5 separate regions of the Homo sapiens genome follow, and all the other regions are linked to region 5. A link is a loop called in an ENCODE intact Hi-C map of the cell type or tissue named here. Cell type or tissue: B cell. All regions are shown on one strand. Region 1 overlaps EXOC2 (exocyst complex component 2). Region 2 overlaps LIRIL2R (lincRNA regulator of IL2RA). Region 3 overlaps DUSP22 (dual specificity phosphatase 22). Region 4 overlaps FOXF2-DT (FOXF2 divergent transcript). Region 5 holds the start of IRF4 (interferon regulatory factor 4).

What was found. Hi-C counts contacts between places; a loop is a spot of excess contacts. Peaks named below come from ENCODE experiments on the same cell type or tissue, not always from the same donor. Only the 100,000 strongest peaks of a DNase experiment are listed, where the experiment ranks them.
Region 1: it touches region 5 in a loop (5-fold over the local background); 8 of 110 quality-filtered maps call a loop at or near these places.
Region 2: a loop joins it to region 5, with 7 times the contacts of the local background. A loop is called at or near these places in 33 of 110 quality-filtered maps.
Region 3: it touches region 5 in a loop (2.1-fold over the local background); 4 of 110 quality-filtered maps call a loop at or near these places.
Region 4: a loop joins it to region 5, with 15 times the contacts of the local background. A loop is called at or near these places in 5 of 110 quality-filtered maps.

The regions. Positions count from the first base shown.
Region 1 is chr6:486,021-491,020 of GRCh38, forward strand. It overlaps EXOC2 (exocyst complex component 2), which reads right to left. Exons shown (of 28, transcript NM_018303.6): 27 at 2,959-3,018; 28 at 1-744. The coding sequence ends at 651. Among named protein-coding and RNA genes, the nearest start is that of IRF4, 97 kb to the left of the region's middle. In B cell, no CTCF peak of the experiment used is centred here; DNase peaks (open chromatin) are centred at 2,141, 3,191 and 4,431; H3K4me3 peaks cover 259 bases; H3K27ac peaks cover 2,767 bases.
Region 2 is chr6:186,786-191,785 of GRCh38, forward strand. It overlaps LIRIL2R (lincRNA regulator of IL2RA), which reads left to right. Exons shown (of 2, transcript XR_926349.3): 2 at 1-961. It overlaps LINC03066 (long intergenic non-protein coding RNA 3066), which reads right to left. Exons shown (of 8, transcript NR_126020.1): 3 at 2,691-2,864; 4 at 951-1,121. Among named protein-coding and RNA genes, the nearest start is that of LIRIL2R, 8.9 kb to the left of the region's middle. RefSeq lists an enhancer at 2,524-2,583. In B cell, CTCF peaks have their summits at 2,208 (motif pointing right) and 3,931; DNase peaks (open chromatin) are centred at 962, 2,206 and 3,327.
Region 3 is chr6:334,558-339,557 of GRCh38, forward strand. It overlaps DUSP22 (dual specificity phosphatase 22), which reads left to right. Exons shown (of 7, transcript NM_001286555.3): 4 at 557-606. Among named protein-coding and RNA genes, the nearest start is that of DUSP22, 45 kb to the left of the region's middle. RefSeq lists a silencer at 4,443-4,642. In B cell, no CTCF peak of the experiment used is centred here; DNase peaks (open chromatin) are centred at 2,334, 3,454 and 4,525; H3K4me3 peaks cover 3,245 bases; H3K27ac peaks cover 3,742 bases.
Region 4 is chr6:1,379,712-1,384,711 of GRCh38, forward strand. All of the region lies in intron 1 of FOXF2-DT (FOXF2 divergent transcript), which reads right to left. Among named protein-coding and RNA genes, the nearest start is that of FOXF2-DT, 7.2 kb to the right of the region's middle. RefSeq lists silencers at 2,127-2,226, 2,337-2,386 and enhancers at 4,059-4,838, 4,839-5,000. In B cell, CTCF peaks have their summits at 2,265 (motif pointing left) and 2,465; DNase peaks (open chromatin) are centred at 1,070, 1,240, 2,090, 4,320 and 3 weaker places; H3K4me3 peaks cover 339 bases; H3K27me3 peaks cover 4,734 bases.
Region 5 is chr6:389,466-394,465 of GRCh38, forward strand. IRF4 (interferon regulatory factor 4) reads left to right here and starts at 2,287. Exons shown (of 9, transcript NM_002460.4): 1 at 2,287-2,344; 2 at 3,633-3,903. The coding sequence starts at 3,688. RefSeq lists enhancers at 257-306, 4,504-4,613, 4,654-4,703 and silencers at 1,974-2,363, 2,604-2,673, 2,954-3,003, 3,174-3,223, 3,334-3,443 and 3 more. In B cell, no CTCF peak of the experiment used is centred here; DNase peaks (open chromatin) are centred at 1,756, 1,866, 2,266, 3,526 and 3 weaker places; H3K4me3 peaks cover 3,660 bases; H3K27ac peaks cover 3,199 bases.

The DNA.
Region 1 (5,000 bases), 97 kb after region 5:
CTCATGCTTAGCCCTGTGAAAAATAAAAATCAGATAGCAAAACGCAAAGTTAAATCACAGACACCTGGACCACAAATAATCTACCCCAGTTGTAATATGTATTTTAATGGAGACCATAAATTTTTCCAAAAACCCGCTTGAATTAGAAAACTTAAGGCCATTTATATGAAATGAGGGTTTTAAGCACAGCTGTACAGTTTAGGACAGTAAGAGCTCCAAAGATGTCTACATAGCTTTCCAAATCTCGTATCAGTCAGTCTCTCCGTGTGTCGTGGGAGCTGCCTGCGCTTCCGTGAACGGGACACTGAGAAATGCTTCAATATGTGCCACGCCATTCCAGAAAACTCCCTGCAGAAGCAGCTCTTCCTGCAGCACTCAACCTTCTGCTGAGATGCAAAATATATTTTAAAATGTATTTTAAAGTCATACAGGATCTGATCTAGTAAGAATGGCAAAACAAATACTTCCTGGGCATTTCAAATGAGGTCATTTTGGTTGAAATGTATACCAACAATTTTCGAAGTCAGAGGAAGAAAAAAGAGAAAAATGGCAAACCCAATGTTTAATACACCAAATACCTTTAGGGTACTTAGAGAGTGAACAGTCTTATTACGTGTTATTTTCCTGGACTTCTTTTATGTGGCAGATATTTATGTTTTCATCATGGTTGAAGAAGCTGCTTGGAAACAGGTGAGCTGCAAGTGCATGCTACTCTTGAACTTGTTCAGGAGCTCTTCCAGTAACCTGCAGGACGGAGACACTTGTTTTACAGCCCGACAGATGGGGCGGCCTAGCAACGCAAGAAAACACCAGGGGAGCCAGTGCCCGGCTCTGCCTGGGCTTGCTGTGTGGAGAAGGCAGCTGAAAAGTTCTACCTATGGATCCTTAACTCAGCAAAAGAAACACATCAAAGAAGTTGATCAAATAGGATATACTGATAACGTATTTATGTTTGTACAGAAACATCTCCTTCCTATCCCCTCCCAAGATTAGATTCCTCCCTAATACAGACTGATGTTTGGGCCTATTCTTTTTTAGAAATTCAACTCTAAAATAATTTACACACCTTCAAATTCACTTTTTGTTAGATGGTTCTATGAACGCTGGCAAAGCCATACCGGAGTGTAACAGGCTACAGCACGTGGCATGGCTGCACCCTTTCCCCTGCTGCCCCTCTAGTCAGCCTCTTCCCTAACCCCATCTCCCAGCAGCCACTGCTGACTTTCCCTTCCTCTCATTTTGTATTAACAGGTATTAGAGAGTGGGGAGCGAAAGCAGTGAGTTAACCACCAGGGCAAGCAGGGTTAGGGGCTAATTCCACTAGGCAAATCGCTTTGCTGCCTGATATCGCAATCTGTTTCCCCAACTGATGTGATACAGTCATCTAATTTTTTTTCTTTTTTTCAGATGGAGTTTTGCTCTGTCGCCCAGGCTGGAGTGCAGTGGCGCGATTTCGGCTCACTGCAACCTCCACCTCCCGGATTCAAGCAATTCTCCTGCCTCAGCCTCCTGAGTAGCTGAAACTACAGGTGCCCGCCACCACACCCGGCTAATTTTTGTATTTTTAGTAGAGACGGGGTTTTACCATGTTGGCCAGGATGGTCTTGATTTCCTGAAGTCGTGATCCGCCCACCTCAGCCTCCCAAAGTGCTGGGATTACAGGCATGAGCCACTGCGCCCGGCCCAAGTCATCTAATTTTTAAAGCTAGGAAGGATCTTAGAGTTTTCCTGGTTTGGATGCAGCAACCAAGAACTGGGTTTAACAGTACTGAGGTCAAGAGATTATTTCACGGTTTAACAATGTTCAATATTAGAATGCTATCCCCACAGCAAATCTAAAATATAGTCCTGACCTGGGGCCATTTCAGGGTGTGTATTGTTCGTGACACACTACCTTTTGAGCCCTGTTCCACATATGAAACGTAGCAGTGACTGTTTCAATCTTTTATCATATTTATTTTAAAGAAATGAACAGGGTTTGGAACCAATTCAAATAGAGGATGGAAGTTAGAGAAGCAGCAAGAAAAAGGAAGAAAGGGCTGATTGTGCAGGCACTGTCTGCACAGCTGCCATGTGCCCACGTGGGATGCGTGCGGGGCGGGGCGGCGATGCCCCCGGGGACTGATGGTGGAAGGGCTGGTCTGCTGCCTGCTCTGTGCGTCGATGCCATGTGACAGCTCCCCCCCATGGCCCAGCCTATGTGATCTCTCTGCCCTGCACTGAGTCTGCACTGCATTCACGGTGCCAGCATTTCAGTCAGTGCACCACATGTGCCTGTCTATGGGCCCGGCAGCCACGTGCAGGGCGGGTGGTGAAGGAATGAAGACTGCCTCAGCTCGGGGGAGCCTGGGCATTTATGAAATTTACCTGGCCTAGATTTTCTCTTAGGTCCGTTTCCTGTTCTATGAGTAGTAAAGTTTAAATTCAGGTTGAGATCATCAGTGTGGTCTAATGAAATATATATGTATATATAAAACTTTATTATGCCATATGTGCACATCTACTTTCATAACATTTTGTATTTTATAGAACACAAAATAAATACTACTGAATTACTCAAAAATTAAAAAAAAAATCACCGACTCCTGCATTTTACTATGCTGTCTTCTTTTTTCCATTACTTCTTATGTATGCTACTAATACAGTTTACTGAATAAGTCATAGATAGCTTTCTTAAGACCTTTTCTATACCAGTCACTTGAAACGAGAGCCAACTTCTAAATTCTCCTAAACCCAGAAGAAAGGTCTTACCTTATTCTGTCACTCAGAAGACATGCAAGTTACAGGTGACGAGATGTACCTACTAACGCTATTAAGTAGGTATATCTGCTTATTCTGATTCTTATTTGGATTCTGCTCTTCCTAGAATCCAAATCATTATTTTTAAAAGGTATTTTAGGAAACAAAACCTTGTTGAGCACATTCAACTGGCTCCTAAGAACAGCACACAGGACTTACTTTTTATCTGCTCCACTGGAAAGCTGGGGCAGGGCTTCCAAAGCCTGCTTAAAACTTGACCTGAAACACAAACAGCCACACTGAAGTTGAAGCCTTGCACAGGAGAACTGCTGACAAATTCTTAAGCATCCCTTAATTATTGAGAAGCCAATAAAAGCCAGTGAAGCAAGGAAATATGAGAAAAAGTAAAAGTGAAAAACAATAGAAAAAGTAAAAGTAAAAGCGAAGGTGTAGCTACCAGGTGGAGGCTTTGTAGCAACGGGGTCAGAAAAACTCAAATAGGAAATGAAACGCTACTTGAAAAGCTAAAGGAAAAACATCTTCGAAAGGATGCTAGTGATAGAGGAGAGCTTAATGTGAACATGTTTAATTTAAAAGGAGTCTTTTCAAAACAAGCAGCTGGGGATAATCCAGTTACTCTAAGAAATGGGGATGACCTTCTGAAAGATGACACAGTGGGGTGTTTACAGTATTTGGCCTGCACAGGGCCTGATCTACAGCCAATGTCTTGTAATAATTACAGTCTACTTAAAACTTGTAGAAAAATGGAGAGCTATATAGATGCTTTAAAAATTCAATGTAAGTTCTTTACATGAAGGTAAAAGGAAAGAATTTTAAAAAGAAAACTGTGGGATGTTTAGCTTTTACAAGGAGAAAGTATTAGAAAAATTACCAAACCAAATGAAAAGCATCATAGGGGAGACTGTGGTAATTAACTTGTACCATTCACAAAGGAACAGTTCTTTTATCTCTCTTATGATTGGTTAAGGTGAAGAAATACTGCAATTCTTGACTTTAGGGGGTCGTTGCTTTTATATTGTAAAAACATCCTCAATCTACCAGGAAATACGTTTTTGAGCAATATTCCTCAAATCAGGGGCAAGTGTCACAGCAACAGAGAGAAAGACTGAAAAGTTCCAACAGAGTCATAAAACCCGGTGCTGGGCATCTCCAGCTGCTCCCGGGAGGGCGCGGTGGGGTGTGGGACGGGTGGCTTGGCGCACTCGGGTCCCTTCCCACATTCAGCGGCCTCTTTCCTGGTGTGGAAGCCACTGCCGCTACCTCCACCATCAGCTTGTTTCTTATGAACCTCTTTTTGATTAATTGAAAGAAATGTGATGTAATTGTTTTGACAGTATGACAATAATGATAAACATACTACATATTATTGGCAGGGTACTGAAAATTAAAAAGTGATTTGGCACATTTTCTCATTTAACACCCTCAAAAGCTTGCCTAGAATATTTTAAACTTCCTCTATAGATGAGTACCTTATACTCTAAAACTAAGTCAGCAGGAAGAGGGTAGGCATTTGCATGAAGTGTGCACACATCCAACATGGGCTGGGTGCTTTCCATCCTGTTAGTATGTTGTACAGACAAACGATGGCTGGGAAAAGGTGTGGCTCAACAGTGAACATGGCCCACTAAAAATGGCTGCTGGTGAGCTGTGACCGACGGGAATGAAAGGCTAACTTCATTGGTTAGGAAAAAATGGAAAACGTATTTTCAGTTGCAAAGCTGACAGAATGACAGCAAGCCATGTTATCAGATGCTGGAAATGAGTGAGTAAGCATATTACAGTGTCCTCAAACATTTCATTTGCATACGACTTGGCTTCTCAGGCACATCAACACTATAACCCAGTATTTCCTAGGTAATGTTGCCCACGTAGTAAACAATTTTGCACAGACAAACAGTAGTTCTGCTTCACTTCACCTACTGATATTTCAATGGTAGGAAATCCTGACTTTCATTCAAAACAGCTAAAAATTATCAAATTTCCACTACAAAATTTTGCAGAGAAACCACAAGGCTTCCTCTTATACTGATATTTACAGCACTTGAGCTGTCCTTCAGAGTCTGCTATGAACAGACTAAGACTCAGTTCTTATCCTCTTTTGCTTTAAGAAGTATGTCATACTCTGCTGTATTATAAGACTAAGATTTGTCAGTAGTAAATGAAAAAATTATATTAAACCCCTTTCATTTACATTGTGTTACAAAGTGGCCTTGACATAAACTTTATCACATCACAAATTC
Region 2 (5,000 bases), 200 kb before region 5:
CACTGTGTAAGCCTGAAAGCAAAGTCCACATCCAAAGGTCGTAGTGGCCCCAAAACAGCTTCCTGACCTGCTTCTGTGGTCCCAGACCTCTTGCTGCTGAGGTACCTTAGCTTTCCAATTACTCTTGCCAATTCTGCCTGCCCAGTACTGCTAAAAGGCCACTTCCCTCCGTCCCATGGCCTCAAACACACTTCAGAGAGAATTTCTGGGCACTTTCAGAAGGCTGGTCACTACAGCACAAAAGAAGTCAAAGTTATCGCGTTAGTGCTCCCAAATCTGAGGCACAGTTTGGAGATGGGGGCTCTGAGTCAAGGGGCAGGCTGGGGACTGTTCCGGTGCCTGTGACTATGGGACTGAGTCAGTCACAGCCCCTCTCATTTTCACCAGTGAAGGACATAATGTATACAGTGTTGCATTTCCAAGACAAAGTGCCTTAAATTGGCTTAGGTCAGCAGACTACAGAAGAAACAGGATATTCGAGGCCCCTGCTTGGATAGCTGATGCCTGCTTGTAGGCCTCCCCCTTTCCCCGCTTACCCCCCATTAGTTGCCTTCACCAGAACCGAAGAAGTTTAGTCTAAAATGAAAGCTTACTACTAGCCTGCAAAATAGCTCCCTTTGTCTGTTCTTATCAGCCAGCCCAGCTACTTAGGTCGTAAGTGAAATACTTGAAGAGCCCCTGAGCTGACTAGGATTGCAATGCATTGTGGGCTGTGACAAAATGCAGCAAGACAACCCTAAAAACAAACAAACAAACAAAAACACCTAAAGCCCCTGCCTAACAATCAATAGGTGACGTCCAGGAAGGTTGTGACCCCATAGTACTCAGCCTGTGGGAAACTGGGGGAGGAGCCTGCACACTAGTGGACAAATTGCTTGTTGAAACTGCTGGGTGTGCCTGTCCGTCAGACACCCGATTTTGCAAGACTGACTGTTTATTAAAAATCTCACTTTCGCTGTTCTCTGGGTCTCTGAGTCCATTCTTCGGGTTTGGATGGGTGAGTTTGTTTCTTACGCCTAGTGAGGGACTGGGCCAGGCAGTCTCTTGAGGTCCTCCCTCTGCTTCTCATAAGACATCTGTTGTATCTCTTCCTCTCCTCATCACACACTTCTGTGACTCCCCTTGAAAGACAAGAGCATGTTCAGTCCCCATCAGACATGGACAGTCAGTGCTTCCTTGCCCCGAATTTCTTCCCCTTGCCCTTGGCCACCCTAGACCCCTGGGCTTTCCCAGTAAGTCACACATCAAAACCTTCCTGCCATGTGTTTATAGGATTTTATATTTTGATTATGGAAGTTAAAAGTGTAGTGATCCAGTTAACATTTTATTTCTTCCAGAAAACTTAAGGCTTTAACTCTGTCAAAATATGTGCATTATGAAAGGTTCATATCCCCCAATATCTGCATCCTTAGAAATAAGAGCTTAGCCACTGTTGTATAGATTAACTTTGGCAGTGCCAGCCCTTTATTTGTATATGGAGCACAGGAGCCTGAATTAGCTGGCATTTTATTTCCTTACTAAGTCAATAAACACTTTTTTTTTTTTGAGACGGGGTCTCACTCTGTCGCCCAGGCTGGAGTGCAGTGGTGCGATCTCGGCTCACTGCAAGCTCCGCCTCCTGGGTTCACGCCATTCTCCTGCCTCAGCCTCCCGAGTAGCTGGGACTACAGGCACCTGCCACTGCGCCCGGCTACTTTTTTTTGTATGTTTTTTTTAGTAGAGATGGGGTTTCACCATATTAGCCAGGATGCTCTTGAACTCCTGACCTCATGATCCGCCCGCCTCGGCCTCCCAAAGTGCTGGGATTACAGGCGTGAGCCACCGCGCTGGGCCTAAACACTTATTTTTTAACACTATTGTCCCAGGCACTGTACTAGGTGCCAAGAAAACAAAAATGAACACAGAAAAAATATATACTCAAGTTATTCATGGTCTAGAGAAAAAGACAGACGTACGTGAATTCTTAGGCAATATGTGCCTGATACATCAACACACATAAGCGTGTGATAAACCACAGGGAGACTTGGGAAGGCTTCACGAAGGAGGGTGCCTGAGAGCTGAGGGCTCCATCCGAATTTCAGCCTCCAGGTGGTTCCCCGACTCCTTTCCCCACAGCTCTGGGCTGGAGTTGACAGATGGGTCGGTCAGCTAGCGTGGGCGAGACCATAGTCTCCACCTCACTGTCCAGTGGCCAGGGACCCGCTAGAGGGAGCCAGATGATTGTGGGAGAAGCAGGCCTTGCCACAGCCTCTTTGGTGTGGTGAGAAAATGTTTCTGTTTTAACAAAGTTGTACCCAACTCCTAAGCGTCACACATATAATCCTGCAGATCCGAATCCTACCAATCAGCAGGCACGGGTTCATCTCTACATCAGCTTCCCTTATTTGATGTACGGATGAACCCCACACTTGCTAATAGTACCTGAGTGTGGGCAACACTTCCAGATCTTTCCATAAAATTCAGCACAAGGGCCCTCATGGGTAAGGTGGCTTCCTCATTTGAATACAGATTCTCACATTGACATGGCCCTACCTCTGAGGATGACTTTTGAAGGACACAACAAGCCTCTGAGGCCTGTCACTGAATTCCTGTTATTTCAGAACACAGGGTTTTTGTGTGTGTCTTCTTCCTCCCCTGCCATGTTTCAGGGAAAGGGAATTCAACGTAAAGGGGCCCTTTGCAAAACATACCTTGCAGATGGACCCATCAGAACTGCCTAGGTCTTCCATTTGGGGGCCGGTTCCCAGGCTGACAGATCTGTGACTCTGTAAATGAGTAAGAACCTGAATGTGTCACAGAAAATTCTTCCTGGTCCATAGACTGAATGAAGCAAATGTGAGGTGTGGTTGATCATCATGAAGTTTCTAAGAGTAAAAGAGAGAAAGCAAAAAAGTACATCTTGTTCTCTTCAGCTCAGTGGCTGGATTTAAATTCAGTCTCCACATAAAACTTCAGAAACGGCCCCTGCCCTAGGACAATGGCCAAAATAACAAATAGCTGAAAATCTCCTTTCACTCTGAAGGCCAGTCCTTTCCCCCTGGGCAGCCCCCTCTCCTTCGGAGTGGGGAGGCAAACCTCCCGGTTGGACTGGAACTCCCGGGGCGTTCAACAGCAACGGGGCGGCCTGCTCCCACTTGCTTTGTCCCCAGGGTTTCAACCCTCTCAACAGTTTCTTCTCGTTGCTTCTGTGACTGTTTTTTTTGTTTTTTTTTCTGCCCTGTCCTACCTCTGTGACTGTTTTCTGCCACCTTTGTTAATCCTTCCCCTTGCCAGCTCCAATTTTAAGTGTCCCCTGAGACTGGTAACTCACTGCTTTGTGCCAGGAGGTTCCTTGGCTCCAATCAGGGGTTCCTGACAACTCCCACATTCCAAGCTGGACCCCTCCTCAGCAGGTCCCACCCCACACAAGCTCTCTTCTTCAAACCGGCTGGCTTCCCCAGCCCCTAGCCCTCTGAGGCCATCACCCTTTCATAGGCATCTGTGTGTGTTTGTCAGAGCTGTAAAGAACCACAAACCAGGGGGCCTAAGATCTCGGAAACTTTATACTTTCACGGTTCTGGAGGCAAGAAGTTTGCGAGCAAGGTGCTGGCGGAGTTGGAGCCTCTGAGGGCTTCTAGTGGTTTGCTAGCCATCTTTGTGTTTGCCATCTCTGCCTTCATCTTCACATGTTCTCCGTGTGTGTCCATGTCTCCAAATTTCTCCTTTCCGTAAGGACACCAGTCATATTGGATTAAGGCCCACCCTAACGCTTCATTTTTACTTGATTACTTCTGTAAAGACACTGTCTCCAAATAAGGTCACATTTTCAAGAACTGCTTTGAACTTCAACATAGAAACTTTCTTTTTCGAGGAAAAGAGAATCAGGATTCAACCCAGAACAACACCCAAGCAAGAAGCCTGAGACAGAGCTTTGTGTCTTCCTGCTCCCTAATGCCAGCCTTAGCCAAGCCTCCCTGTATCTCCCACGCCCACTCCCCAGCCTGCACCTTCACCTCCAGGGGGCCTCTGTCTACTGACCTGTCTTTCCCCAGCCAATCCTCTGCAAAGTGCTGCAGTCCCCAAACCATAAAGAACCAGTTTTGTTACATTGCTATGGTTGCTCAAGGACAGACATTGGCTCCCTAGCACTGTGGAAGGCAAGTCAGAAGCCTCTGCCTCCCCTGAACCCCTCCCGTCCTACCTGGGAGGGAACCACACTCAGGAGCTAGACAGTTCTCAGGAGCCTCATGGCAACTGCTCACATCTGAGTCCCAGCTGGAGTTCAACCTAAGTCTCCCTTCTTCAGTGACACCCTCCTGATGCTTAACTGTGCTTTCTTAGAGCTTTACCAGCGCTGCAACAGAGGCCTGATAGCTCTGTGCTTAGTGATTTTGCTGTCTCGTGCCTCGGGGCTGTGACTGGGCTTCCCTGTGTCCTGGTCCTCGCCCAGCACACGACTGAGATGGACAGGAGGTTAATACATGAGCGTTGAATCAGCGGAAGATCTGGGGACCAACTCAATGATTACAGAGTGAATGATGGTGCCAAGGCCAGGGCTCTGAACCCGCAGGGAACTTGCTCACTGTTTGTTTGTGTGGCTGCACCCTGCCTCCCCCTTCCTTGGGGGTCTGAGATGCCACAATCACCTTCTCTGGTTCACTAGAACAGAAAAGGGGCCCAGAAGCCCCCATGACATCACACACCCCCCTCATGCCCTGAGGCCCAAAGTTCTTTTCAGAGAAGTGTTGTGTTGTTGAGCTCCACCTCCACAGGAGTGATTGAGCTCTTCAGGGAGGGCTGGGGGCAGCCATCAGGTGCCTGGGTGTGTTTGGTCATGATCCCTGGATAGGGACCCACCTGTGCCTCCCCACCCAACAAGGGAATGATTCATTGTCTCAAAGTGCCGCGGGAGGGCAAGGACTTAGCCCCAGCCAGAGTGCAGTGTGGTGTGAAAACTGGCTCAGGAGCACCATAACCTATGAGCTTCCTGATTTCCTTTAGCAATGGAAGGTCATTGGCCA
Region 3 (5,000 bases), 55 kb before region 5:
ACCTTTATTGTCCTGAAAAGCAAGCAAAATAAAACAAATTATCCCCAGGGTAAAGCTCGTATTGGTGCGTCAGTGAAATTGTAGCTGTCATGGTACTAAAATTGATGTAGAAAGCTGTAATGTGACATTATAGTTTTCACTCTTGTTAAGGTTTTTACTTACGAACAGTGCTTCCTTTTTGAACATTCAGAATCCTAAATGAAATATATAAAAAATTTGGAATATATAAACTAACATCTGAGATGCTGGTTTTGAAAGTAGTTGAAACTTACTGAAAAGTACTCAACTATTTCACTTTTTTGATGTGCCCTTTGAATTTTGCCTAAACCTACAGGCTGTTTGCAAACCAAAGCAGGATTATTTGTACGCATGGTCACGGAAAATAACCAGGAACTTTAATTAGTTTTTCTGCAGTTCCTTGGCAACAAAAGATGAGTGAAAAACTTCTCCTTTTTATTTTTTTATTTTTTGACCTGTGTAAATAGTTCCTTAAATACTTTTCTCCACTGAGTTTCATGTTTTTATTTTTATGTATTTACTTTTTATTATTCTGCAGGGAGTTAAATACCTGTGCATCCCAGCAGCGGATTCACCATCTCAAAACCTGTAAGTTTCTTATTTCTGTATTATTTGGAGACATTTAAAAAAATGAATAGAGGATGGTAAAGTCAGAGAAGTAGAAGACTGTGAAGTTGTCAGAGCTCACGGGACCCTTGCTGACCCTGCCAGGGAAGAGGCTGTGAGCCTACAGAGGCCAACGCTAGGCAGGCTGGGATGAGCTGTGGCAGGAGGCTCCTTGTGGTTGACTGGTCCTTCCATTATGCAGAGAGACTCATGGGCTGTCCACAAGAAGGGTCTGATGTTTACAAAGGATACCTTAAACCTTTAGTATGCTCATCTTTCCTCTAGAAATAAAACCGTGAAGGATTTGTTGGGTTCTGTCTAAAGCAGCGCTGTCCAATAGAAATAGATAGTGAGCCACAAATGGGCAGTTTTAAATTTTCTAGGAGCCACATTTTAAACAGCAAACAGAAACAGACAACATTAATTCTAATAATATATTTTACTTAATCCAGTGTATCTAAAATATTATTTTGATATGTACTCAATATAAAAAATTAATGAGCAAGTTTATGTCCTTCTTTCATACGAAGTCTGGGGGCTCTGGCGTGCTGTTTCATACTTGGCACATCTCCGTTCAGACCAGCTGTGTTTCCAGGGCTTGAGAACCCCAGGAGGCTGGCGGCTGCCTTATGGGGCAGCATGCTGGCTAAAGCCTGGCGGAGTGGAATGAATAGGTCGTTGTGGCTTAGGAAAGTCCAGTCCTCTATTTCTTCATAGCAGAATAAACCTTTGATGTTATTTTAACTCTGCACCTATAGAGAGATTCATAATTGTTCCCTTTTCCATATTGAAGAAATCCCGTGGAGACAGATAGGATTAGGTTTTGGCAAGATAAGGGATAGGGCTCTGGGGACCCGTGGCAGCTACAGCTTTAGCAGTCCGTCTTGGCTGTATAGAAGGGACCTGGAAATATCATGATGTGGAGTAGATTACAGTTTTCCTGAAGCACACATCTGACTTGTGCAGGCTGAAAGGCTGGGGCTGGAAGTAAAGTACTTAGCATCCCATGCCACTGAGTCTGGCCTCTGATTCTCAGGTTGGCCCAGTGCTATATGCCACAGGTCAAAGACACAGCAACCCTCCTAGAACTGTGTGTTACTGCATGTCACAGGGAAGTTGTAGGCTGTGGTGAAGTTTGTGAATTTGGGAGTCCTCAGGCTCGTCTGGATTCCCCTTTTATGCCCCAAGCACTGGTGCACGCACACCCTATGGATCAGGAGTGCAGACCATGTGCCCCAATGTTCAGGACCCTAGGTGTGCCACCACTCTGGGAGTTATTGAACGCTGGCCATCAGCCGACCTTGAGCCTTCACTGGGGCAGAGCAGAGAAATCACAGGTTATGCGATAATTTTGTGAGATCTACCTTTTTGGGAAAAAAAATAGAGCTGGAGTAAGATGGGTTGACATGGGAAAAGTGAGGTGGTAGATCAGGAGGGGAACGGGAGGTGGGAAGCTGGAGCCACTGTGTGCTCCCCAGGGGCTGTGTTTCCACATGCACTCTTGATATTTCACAGAAAGGTGAACGTTTAAGATTGAGGATGGTGGAGGGGGGATTTTCCTAGGAAAACAGAGTAGCACTCTAGGCCTGGAAGGAGGAGAAGCAGCATTAGAGAACTTCCTTGGTTACTAGTCGTGTCAAGAAACAGAAGTGGTTGGAAGGCATGGTGCACACGGAAGGAAGTGAGCCACTGCCTTTCTCTGAAGACCATAGCAATCTTCTGCCCATGTTTTGGTGGCTATTTTTAGAATGGTTGCTTTGCTCTTATCTCAAACCGAGATTCTGACATGCTGTTGAACTTGTCAGTACCTGATTGGCAATTTGATTCTTTAGAAGAAAAACTCAGATGTGACCCACTCTGGGCTCTGGACATCTGCTGTCAGTGCAGGTGGCTACCTGTCCTTGAGCTGTCCCCAGTGCTTCTCAGCTTTGCTAGGAGCTGAGTGCTCTCTTGTCTGTGACAGTGACCTGATTTAAGCGTGGAGTGACCCCTTGCACTATAGACAAGTAAGTAGTAGGCGTAGATGTTAGAAAATCTCAACTGTAAAGCCAGTTACACCTACCTTGGGCAGGTCATTTTAACCCATCTACACCTCCATTCTCCCATCTGAAAATGCCTGCCCTCAGGGTTTTTGGAGGCAAGGGCATGTATGTGAAGGTGTTTTCTGCGAACTCTGAGCACTTGTAAAACTGAGTCTGTTTTCACTCAGCGTATATTAATGTATCTTGAGAGTTACAGAAAAGGTAGTTGCAATAACAAGTTTTGGTGCCCAGGAAGCCTGCTTCAGTTACTTGAGAGACCTGCTGACATGGAGGGACAGGGGAGACAGAGATATGCCAGCTTCTTCTCTGAGTTCTAGGTCTCGTGGGTCAGTTCAGATCATCTGTCAAAACCAGCCTAATTCCAGTCACCTTTGGTGCTGAAGGACTAGCCCATACTTTTTCTTTTTAAAATACGTATAGATTTAGGGGTTGCAGGTGCAATTTTGTTACATGGATATAAGGCTTAATGGCAAAGTCTGGACTTTTAGCGCATCCGTCACCCGAATAGTGAACGTTTTACTCTTTAAGCAATTTTTCACCCCTCACCTCCTCCTACCCTTTTAATTAGTTCTCTCCTATCCCAAATATGTGAAGAGGTCCTGTTAAGTTTATGGTTTGCTTTTGTAACTCTTTCTTTGGCTGGATGACTGGCTCTTGGCCTTTGATGTATCTGGATGACAAAGAGTTACAAAGGCAAACTAGAAACGTGGGTGGGCTTAGGGGTTAGGTAGGTGTGGCAGTGCCGTGTCTGGGGCTTGTGAGTGGAGGATGCGCCGTGCTGCACTCTCCAGTGAAGCTACGACAGTAAGACTTCTGTTTCAGCTGAAAAAGGAAGTCAGGACCGTAGCTCATGAAAAGGTGGGGAAAAGTGGACACTCTGCTGTTGGGAGTCATGCTCTTGTGTGATTTTTGGGGGAAACGTTTATTTTTAACCCATTAGTAACAGCAAATCTTGTGAATAAGTAAGGCTTCGACACACATATGTCCATGACTGTAAATATTGCTTGCTGTACTAAAGTTATGTGGAAATGGTGGAGCTGACTTCGGAACTTTGAGTGACTCAGCTTGTTAAGAGGCAGGCGATGAAATAGCTTGAGTTTCTTTTTACCTGTTACAAGTGTTCTACTGGAAGGCATAGTGTACTTTTTAATGGTGAGCATATTTTCACCATGTAATCAAATGATTCCCCTCAAGTTGGCAGGCAGAACACCTACCTCTCTCGGGGTATTTATTAAGGTGTTTATTACCAAGTATCAGGTGCTGACAATCAACTTTTGCTTTCTGTATCATCAACCAATGAGGATGGTCAGACGACAAATATTCGTATTTCTCTAGTTAACAAAAGCAAAAGAAGTCTTACCTGTCACTTGGAAACTGTGTTCTGCAGGACCTAAACAATTTGAAATAGTAGCTCTTTAGCCACTTAAAAAATTCTCGGTGCTTCAGAGTTTCTCTATTCAATGATAAAATAAATTCTGGAAAACTATGTTGCTCATTGTTTTAAACTTAAGTACAGATTTTAAAAATGAATGCCAGCTTTGATGTAATTTAACACTCTATATCTTAAATTTTTCCCCACAAATCCCTGCACGAACAGGAATTCTGGCAAGTTATGCTTAGTAAGAGATGTGTGACCTTTGAGACTAGCTGTTGTCACTTGACATTCAGTTGCTGCAGACTGCCCGGAAAGGTCAGTTTTCTGTCTTGGCCTCTATCCTCTCAAATCTCCCTCTCTGATCTTCCAGGAACTTAAAATGCAGAAACCTAGTTTGAGATAACATTAACATGTTAGAATTTCAGCTCAGTTCCCCAACCAGCTAGCCTTGCCAAGTCAGGAAATGTAAAAGTTCAAGTTCTCAGAGTTGTAATAACCCCACAGACCTACTGTGGTGTGTTTTGCATGATTTTGTCATGATTAGAGGCGTCCTAGAGTTTGTATCAAATGCACACACTGCGTGTTCCCCAAGTGGCCAGCGTGGTATGGGTTAGTGAATTAAGGGCTTTGGAAATACTCACTTGCTTTTGCTTTCTCTCTGGGATTTCTTAGAAAAGTCATTTTAACCTCTCTTCTCTCATCTGTAAAATGCCTATCTCACAGGGTTTTTTATAGTATTAGGTGAGATGATATAAGTGAAAGTGTTTTTTATGAACACTAGGCATTTCTGGAAATATGATTATATTTTCTGTCTATTCAAGTAAAGAGTATTAATATGTTTTGAAAGTGAATGGTTAGATGCATATTAACTTATATTTACTCATCTTGCTTTAATATATATTACATTGGCATTTTGTACTTTGACATCATGAAGCAAGTAATTACAGATTTTTTTTTTC
Region 4 (5,000 bases), 990 kb after region 5:
TTTCCACTGCACTTTCACGTTCTGCCGGATGGGATTTCGGGGGCAGAAGACTCCTCGAATGCAGACCGGCTGTCTGTGGCTGGACCCCCAGTGCTGCAAAGGAATCTGATATACCTGGAGGAACCAACCTCGAGGTCCAACCAAGGGAAACATCCCCTCTCCTTCTCCCTCTCCCAGAGCTCCCTCTTTGCAGTGGAGCCCTAGAGAACCAACCCACAGCCCGAAAACACCCGGAGACCAGGGACCCCGGTCCTCATAGGCAGGCTCACACTTGTAGACAATGGACCCATATTTTCCTCATTAAAGACAAACCCAAATCCGCCTATGAGAGATTACCCAGGGAATGAGAGATCCCAAGTACCGTGAAACTTAGAGGGTGCCTTAAAACTAAAGTGTTTTTATTGGATTGAACCAAAAATAACTATAAATGTGTGTATGTCAGAATGTTAATACCTTTTTATAACCGTTATTTCACCTTTATAATAACTGTGGGAGGGGGCATCATTTTTTCTTACTTTTGTTTTCCTGATCCCCATTTTACCATAAAACAGAAACAAGCCCAGAAACATTATTAAGTGACTTAAGGTAATCAGGAGCAGGTGCACTTCTCAGACTGTAAACGAGGGCAATGTGACCACCGCATCGCCACTCATCTGTGCAGGGTGGCGTTGGGGGTGAGGGAAATGCTAAGAGCACAACATGGATTGTTGGGGGGCAAAAACAACAAATAAATCAATAAACAACTATTTGTGAAATATGTGTACGGAGTCCTCGGGGCAGGGGGCTGGATATAAAGCCAAACTTATCTCCCATGCTCCGTGGTCCACTCCCCATGACTCCTTCACCTCTCCAGCCTAGTCTGAAATTCTCCCTCAGGCACTTTCAGATGATATGAAAAATTCTTCCACAGCTAGCCACTGTCAGGAAAAAAATGATTTGGAAACTGTTGTACGGTGCACATGGACAATGCATACCTGCAGATATTTTCAAAGGACACGTGCTCTTGTGATACATTATGTTGTCGGGCATATATGGAAGGCATCCTGGGATTAACTCTGGTGACTGAAGGAAACAGCACTCCTTTTCACCGTTTACAGCCACTGCGTGTACCCGGCCTGCAGTGAGAGTGGGGGAGGGAACATTTGCCAGCCTTTCTGGAGATCCAGCAGCCAGAAGAAAGCCAAGAAACTCAGAGCTGTAAGTCACCTGGGGAAATGGAGAGTTCTGTTTGTAAAATACACATCCACAACAATGTCTCAGCCCTATTTTGAAATTCCTCATGGGAAGGTGTGCGTGCATATGCCAAAATGTAATCTTAGGTATGAGAGCTAGAACCGGAGATGTGGAGAGGAGTTACAAAGTGCGCTTTTAAAACATGATGTCTAGATTTCCTCTAAAATATTTCAGCAAGAAATGAAAACAGAAAGATGAATGAAGCAAGTGTGGCAAAACCTTGGTAACTGTTACATGTAGGTGATGGGCGTATGAGAGCGTATACTCGCTCCACGTTGGTATACTATGAAACTTTTTTCGTAATAACAAATATAAAAAGATCCTGCAGCCCCGGCTGAGACGCCCCGATCCACCTGGTGCCTCCCCTTTGTATCAAGCCGGCCCCACAACGACCCCTCAAGCTCCTTCCTGTCTTGCAGACTTCTACCAGGACGAGTTTAGACAGCTGCAAGGGTGTTCTTAAGAAGCTAAAAGAAATGAAAAATCACAATTTTTAAAAATCGCTGTCTTTCTGTCCCTGTAGCCACCGAAAGACGAGGTACTTCCTCAGGGACAGAATGCTGACGCCGCGCAGAGTCGGCCGAATCCAGCTTCTCCAAGGGCGGGCGGGTGGGATGATTTGTTGATTTGCTTGTTTTCCACCAAACCGCAGGGCACCTCCAGGAGCTCCGGGACAACTTACAAATGAAGACACAGAGCCCCCGTCCCTTGCTTCAGAGAACCAAATAACGGAACTGAATGATCGTTTCTTCAGCAAAGCCTAAAGACGCTTGCGTCCCGCGGAGAGGTGCCCACGCGCGACTCGGCTGCCCCCTCTTCTTGCGGGTCCGGGTAGGGTAGGGCGGGAACGCGGGACGTGCCCTAAGCGGGCCAGCCGAGCGCGAGACAGGCGATGCTGCAGAAGCCTGCCCGCCTGCGGGTCACACACCGGCCGGCCTCGGCTGCAGGGGTTGCGGGGCCACGGGTCGCGGGGCGCCGGGAGCCGCGAGCAGGTGACGGCCGCGCCGGGCAGCCCCGCGGGCCGCGATTCCCGAGAGCCTGGCGCCACCCCGCGGAAGCCGGAGGAACTGCGGCTTCTTCCCGCTCCCGCGCGGAGGGGAGAGGGAGGCGCAGCGCGGAGGGGAGAGGGAGGCGCAGCGCGGAGGGGAGAGGGAGGCGCAGCGCGGAGGGGAGAGGGAGGCGCAGCCCGCACCGCGCAATCCCGGGGCTCTGGCGGGAGGGAAGGTGACTTGCGTGGGACGACTCCAAGAGGCCAGGCCCGGCCTTCGCAGTTCACCCACGAGGATACCGCGACCAAGCCACCAAAGCACTCTCTGGCCAGGCCGAGACCCCTTTTCCCCCGGGCCCCAAGAGAAAAAAGCACTTTCTCCTAAAACACGAACTCCCCGCGGAGGGGCCCGGGGCTGCCTGGCACGGGGCAGGGTGTGCGGCTGCCGTGCGGGCGCGGGCCAGAGTCACGTGGAGGCAGGCGGAGAGGGCGAGGGGGCCCCCGTAAATCATCCTGAGGGATTTTTGGCCCAAGTCCCTGTTTCCGAAAGGTTGCGGGACGGCTTTGACGTTGATTATGTAGCTGTTCTCTTTTCAAGTGCGCGCCCCTCCCCACCGCAGCCCGTCTGGTGTGCGAGGATTGTGTTTGAAAGGGAGGAAGCATCCTTGAAGTGGTGGGTGATGGATTGTCTAAACCCTTCTGGGACGTTCTGGGTGGGGGTTTTCGAGGCAGCTCATCAATAAAGACCCCCCTGGAGAGAAGGGGCGGCTGGAGACCAGCCCCCGCCGCGCAGCCCCGAGGCCCCAGGCCTGGAACACAGTCCTCGGTGTGGGGCACAGGGCGTGAGGGGAGGATGAGCTCCCCCTGAGCAGATGGAGATTTCTCCTTGCCTGGGCCGTTTGACCCCCAAAGCCTTGCAGACTGGCCGCGTGGGTGCCATGGGGCGATTTCTTGGGAAAGGAGGGCAGCAGAAAGGCCCGTGGGCTCTCAGCGCCTTGGAGTCAGGGGAGCAGGAAGGGGAGTGGAGGTGCGGACACGCCTCCAGCCACCGTGCTCCCCTAGGAGGATCTCCCTTCAGCCCCTGTAGAACCCTGCATCTCAACCACCCTCGTGCATGTGGTTTACCTTGGCATAGATTTCCAAGCCGCTACAGAAAACCTGTCCACCTCCCCCAAGGTGGAGGCGGGAGTTGGGAGGCAGGGGTGCTGGAAAGGGTCACCTGGCTCAAGCCGACCCCAGGTCTGACGGGCGGAGAGCCTCGAGGGCCACGCCCCAGGCCAGTGGTGTCCTCTGAGGCCGCAAAGCCGACTGGCTTCTGGAGGAGCAGCAGCCTCGGCCTCAGCCTCGGCTGGGAAAAGACGCAGTCGGGGCCCTCCGTGCTCCAAACTTGAACTACTCTGGGTCCCCACGAGGAGGAGGCTGCCCTGGGGTCAGAAACTCCGACGGAAATGAAGGGGAGGGGGCGTAGGTTCCCTGGCACAGCTCGGCCTGGAGAGGCAGCCTGGGGGCCCAAACTCATCTAGGGCGCGCCCGGAGCTTCCCCGGCCTCTCTTGGCCCATCGCGAACGAGCTCCCCTCCCCGACTGGGTCGGCCTCGGGCGCCTTTCGCCTTCGCAGGCCGCCGGGGTTCCGCGGAGGGCTTGTGTCCCTCCCTCCCGCCGCCGCAGCCCGCCCGAAGGTCAGGCCGCATCCGGGGCCCGGGGCCTTTGGCCAGGCTGCGGGGAGGGGTGGGGTTGGGGGGCTCCCCAAAGCAGCTTCTCGGAGGCGGCGTCGGGGCGCCCTGAGGTCCCTAGTCGGCCTCTGGGCGCCGAGCACGTTTTATTTATCCCCACAGAGGATGCTGGAGGACAAAAGAAATATTTGGACGTCAGAGCTGATTTATATTTTTGGAAGAGCTACGTTTCCTTTTCTGAAGAGAAGCGAGCGCGCCCCATATCCTGAGCTCGGCGGGGAGGACGAGAGGGGAGTTTTGATGCGCCAGGAAGTTCATCTATCGCCCAGGCGCTCAGGACCCGGCGCCCCGCCGAGTTCGCCGCCCTCGGAAATATTTATTTATTTGGGGGAAGGGAGGGCAGCGGGGAGGAGACCAGCCAGACGGGAGAAGAAAGCCCTGCCCGGGCTGGGTTGGGACCTCCAGGGCGCTTCCCCGCGCGGCCGCAGCCGGCCAGCCTCTGGTCTCGGTTGGAGGGCATCGCAGGCGCGGCCTGGCGACCTCCGGGCGCCTTTGGCTGGTGTCTTCCGTAGCCCTCGGCGCGCACCCTCCCGCGTGCAGTGCCCGGAGTGACCTCTTCAGGCCCCGCGGGCGCCTCCTGGGTGGGCCCCGCGGCCCCTCCAACCCTGCCCAGCGTGTGTGCGCGGCCTAGCCATCTTTCTCCCCAGCCTGGGAAGGCGGGCGGGAGGAGGGGATCCGAGGCCGGGGGCCGCGGAGCAAAAGGCACGCGGACCCCTAAACGACCCCCGAGCGTTGCCACAGCCGGGAGGGCGGAGGGAAGGTGTGCAGAGCTCGGGGGTCTCCCAGGACGCAGCTTGGCTCCTACCGGTTTCCAAGGCATCTGCAAGCTCTGTCCTGCGACCTAAAGCATGGGGACGTCCCTTCCAGCAGCATCAGTGGGCGAAAAGTTAACATGCTGAGGGCCACCGGCACCCACACTTGCTTCCAGGAATACTTGCGGTACAGGCTTCCTGACTTATTTTCTTTAGCCGCTGGGTGCCCCCCCTTCTTCCCCCGTTGGGAGACGCAGACCGACTCTGTTCCAACCTAAGCCCCTTCTCTCTGCCT
Region 5 (5,000 bases):
CAAGTCTCAGTGTGTGGAGGGGGTGGGAGTTTGGTGGGGAAGCTTTTCAATTTGAGAACCTTTGCCGTTTTTTGTTTCAATCGTGACTAAGATATAAAAGTCCTTGGTCACCACTGCCAGCTGCTACCTGTTCACTGCCTCCCTGACGGGTAATGAGGCCATCCGGAGTTTTAGTGATTAAAATGTTTTATTACTTGTATTCACATCATCATTAAGAAAAATAACTTCTAGTGGATCAATATGGCAAATGAGTAAACCAGAAGATGGCGTTGAAGATTAGCAATTACATTTAAAAACAAGGTAGTGGTGTGAAGGCTCAGAGTTTCACACAACGACTGTTGTTCTGAACTAAAAGCAGAGGATGTGGATGAGTGAGGGGAGGGTATGTTGAAAATGACTAAACCCGGTGCAGAGGACACGTATACGAAAGTGCAAAAAGCTCTCATTTGCCATTTTTTGTCCTCAGCAAACTCCTCTCTGGTATGTTTGTGAACGTTTGAGGGAAAGGTAACACTGATTAAAATATAATGCAACAAGAAGGCAACGATCTTTGCTTTGTTCACTGATGTGTTCCAAGTGCCTAGGACGGTTCCTGACAAGTAGCAGGTGCTCAAAATACATTTGTCAAGTGAATAAATCTGTGAAAGGAAAGGAAGAAAAACAGGTTGTGACCAGAACTTTTTGTGAACAAAACCCTGTTGTTTATTACATAGACTTTGGTAATGGAAAACTTACTTGGGTGAAATAAAAAATGGCATCCTGTTAATTTCTGAGAACGTCTGTTGGTTTTAGGAAAAGCATACCTATCCATACCTCACTACCTGTTTTGCTCTAGCCTAAACATAGATTCTTCTTTGGTTAGGAGACATTGACCCAATATATAAGATTAAAACAAAAACTGAGAAATAAGTGAAATCAAAAGCTTTTCAAAAGTTGCAGGTTGACCTACGGTGGTGGTGGTCTAAAATCATATAGAAACCAGAGATCTGATGGTTTACCTGAAAATGCGAAGTAAATGCACATACTCAGCATCTCAGACGATCGAAAGCTCAACGGGTGAAAGCTCAGGGGGTTAATTTTGCGATTAAGGACATCTTGGAAAAGTATGTAAAATCCCTGGTCCACTTAAGTATTATTCCTATTTTGGGCTTTTATTTATTTATTTTGAGATGGAGTCTTGCTCTGTCGCCCACCTCGGCTCACTGCAACTTCAGCCTCCCGGGTTCAAGCGATTCTCGTGGCTCGTCCTCTCAAGTAGCTGGGGCCACGCCCGGCTAATTTTTGTATTTTTAGTAGAGATGGGGTTTCACCGTGTTGGCCAGGCTGGTCTCGAACTCCTGACCTCAGGCGATCCACCGCCTCGGCCTCCCAAAGTGCTGGGATTACAGGCTTGAGCCACAGCGCCTGGCCTATTTTGGGCTTTTATACCCCACTGGTAAACTGCTTTCCTCCAGGTTGAGGTTAAAACGACATCATTTTAAGGTGAACTGAAGTCTGGAAGTGATTAAGCACTTGGATCCTTAGGGAGCCTCTCCCCGCCCCCATCTCTTTCATGCTAAGATAATTAAAACTTCGGGGCCGGGGCATTGTCTGAGTCACTTCAATTCACCAGCCTAATAGATGCAAAAGGATGTAAGCATGTCAGACACGCAGAGACAGTATTTGAATCAAGCTTAATAGCTCAAGGGAGCTGGGCCATTTCCTATTTTCTTTTTAGTGAGTGCGATGTTCTCTAAACACCGCGGAGAGGCAGGGTTCCCGGTGATGGCCTTGCCGAGGGTGCTCCCGCAACCTCCACCTCCAGTTCTCTTTGGACCATTCCTCCGTCTTCCGTTACACGCTCTGCAAAGCGAAGTCCCCTTCGCACCAGATTCCCGCTACTACACGCCCCCCATTTCCCGCCCTGGCCACATCGCTGCAGTTTAGTGATTGACTGGCCTCCTGAGGTCCTGGCGCAAAGGCGAGATTCGCATTTCGCACCTCGCCCTTCGCGGGAAACGGCCCCAGTGACAGTCCCCGAAGCGGCGCGCGCCCGGCTGGAGGTGCGCTCTCCGGGCGCGGCGCGCGGAGGGTCGCCAAGGGCGCGGGAACCCCACCCCGGCCGCGGCAGCCCCCAGCCTTCACGCCGGCCCTGAGGCTCGCCCGCCCGGCCGGCCCCGGCTCTCGGCTTGCAAAGTCCCTCTCCCCAGTCCAACCCCCGGCCCCCACAGGCCTCGGCGCCCCGCCCCGCCCCAGGCCCCGCCCCAGAGAGTTCTATAAAGTTCCTCTTTCCCACCTCGCACTCTCAGTTTCACCGCTCGATCTTGGGACCCACCGCTGCCCTCAGCTCCGAGTCCAGGGCGAGGTAAGGGCTGGAGTCGGGCAGGAGGAGGGGTGTGAGGCTGATACCAGAGAGGACCCGGAGCGCGAACCAGAGGTTCGACCTCCAGGGCAGCGCAGGGTACCCCGGCTTCGGAGCGGGAAGGGAGCGCGCCCCGTCCTGGAGCTCCGACTCCCACCCCATCTGCGCTGAGCCGGAGGCGCTGGTTTGGGCTCCAAGGCCCGCCTCCTTGGCTCTGCCCGAGCCTCCCCGCCTGCCCTCCGCGCTCCTGCGACGGGGTCGCCACAAGCTGGACGGGATGAGCTAACCGGACTGTCGGGGCCCCAGGAGTGGCTGAGGCGGGGCCGTCCAAGGCACCCACACAAGACGGCACAACTGCCTGCGAGAAACAGGCCCGGCCCTGTGGACCCCAATCCGAGGCTCCTTCCCCTGCTCTTCGTTCCTAAGGGGCCCAAGCTCACGGCGGCCTCCGGCGCGGTGCTCACCCGCTGGCGCAGGAGGAGGAGGAGCTCCACATTTGGGTCGCTCCGAGCCTTGCGTGCGGTGGCCTAGCCGGCCTGGCGCGGTCCCTGCCTCCCAGGCTCCGCAGCTGTCGTCGCCCTCTCCCGCGCCCTCCCCGCCTCCGCTCTCCCGGGCCTGCTCCGGGGTCCGGCGGACGCTCTGCGCGCGGAATCCCCCGTACTGGGGCTGCAGCCCCCGCGTCTGCGCCACTTGTCGTTTGCAGAGCCCACTTAGTGCGCGCTAGCTGGGCAGGGATAGGGGTCCTATTCGGGGCGAAGGGTCTGGATGCGAGCAGAGAAAGCGGAGGGTGGAGGAACCCGGGGCTGCGCCCCTGGAACGCCCGGCCGCAGGCGAGGTCCTCCGCGCGTGGAGGCCGCCAGGGGAGTGGAAACTGACAGAGTCGCGGGGAAGGGGCGAGAAGCGGGTTGGGAGTGAGCGAAGGCAAGCGAGAGCTGCGAGTGAGTGCGGAAGGAGGGCCAGGAGGGGTGGCGGCTGGGTGGGGAGAGAGGGTGCAAGACGAGCGGCGCGTGTCGGGAGCCTTTGGGCTGCGGGTGCGTTACAGGAGAGCAGGCGGGTAGGAGCCTTCGCGGGGGCCGAGCTCGGAAGGCGGACGGCTGTGCCCGCCCAGGGGATGCGCCCGGGCCGGCCGCGAAGGTGCCTTCTTCCGGGGGCCCGGACGACCCTGACACGGCACGCGCGCGCTTCGCAGCCTCAAAGACTCCGGGGCCTCGTGGTCACTGGCGCAGGGGATCGGGGCGGGGTGCCCGGAGTGCGGTGCCTCGTGGCTGAAGGGCAGCTCTTCTCCCCGCAGTGCAGAGCAGAGCGGGCGGAGGACCCCGGGCGCGGGCGCGGACGGCACGCGGGGCATGAACCTGGAGGGCGGCGGCCGAGGCGGAGAGTTCGGCATGAGCGCGGTGAGCTGCGGCAACGGGAAGCTCCGCCAGTGGCTGATCGACCAGATCGACAGCGGCAAGTACCCCGGGCTGGTGTGGGAGAACGAGGAGAAGAGCATCTTCCGCATCCCCTGGAAGCACGCGGGCAAGCAGGACTACAACCGCGAGGAGGACGCCGCGCTCTTCAAGGTCTCCGGCCTCGGGAGCCGGCGGGGGCGCGCCGGGGAGGGCCCAGAGACAGAGCCCGGGGTCCCCGGCGCCGCCTCCGAGGCGAGCCCAGGGGACCGCGCGGGGCGGACGGGCGGGCGGCGGAGGCATCAGGTGGCGTCGCCGGAGCCGCAGGAGGAGGAAAGGAGGCCTCGGCTCTCAGCGGGACCGCGGGGGCCGGGAGCCGGGTCCTGGGCGCGTGGAGGCTGCAGGGAAACCGCTGAAGGCCCGGCCGGGCCCGGGGAAGGGCGGCCAAAGGCTTGAGGGGTTTTGCGCGTTCGTCCGTGCGTTCTCGTTTCCACGCAAGCCTCCCGCCCTTCCTCCGGGCTCCCGTCTGCCGCCTCCGTCCGTGGGTCCCCCTCGCCCTCTCCGTGCGTCCGCGCCTGTGCCGGCGGCTGTTTTCGTCTCTCACCGCGTCTCTGTTTCTCTTTTCGCTGCTTTTCTCTCTGAGTCTCTCTCTCTCCATGTTTTTCCTGAGGTCAGCCTCTCTTCTCGCTCCTGCTAGCTCTCTGCGGGTACTCCCACCTCTGTCTTTCTCTTTGTGTGTCTCTGTCTCTCTCTTTCCCCCATCGCAGTGGAACTCAGGGCCTCTGTCTAGAGCTGTCTCCCTTGCCCTTTGCGCGAGTGCACACACGTGTGTCGTTGTTACGATTGTTCTCCCCTAAGGCAGTTTACCCAGAGAACTACGTGTCTGGGCCCAGCCCCCACCTGTGGGCAGAGCAGGGGAAGGGGACTTCCTCCGGGAATTTGGTCTCAATTTGCTCTCAGAGTGCCTCAGCTGTGCTGCCATCCAGATGTCTCCTGTGGGTGACAGCTCACACCACAGCTGTCCTTAGTCCTAGGCAAGCTCACTCAGACACTGGGTGGGTAGAGCCCCCTCAAGGAACCTCCGCATCTCACTCTACCGGTTATAAATACCCAGAAAATGTGTCTTCAACTTGGCAGTGATAGGGTCCAAGATGGAAAATCATTTTCCTAGAGCATAGCTGGGGTCTTTCAGTTTACGTTCTGAGCAACGGTGTAAATCTGAAGGACCTATGCGCCATTCTTTCTTTTAGAAATACAATTTCAAGATTCCT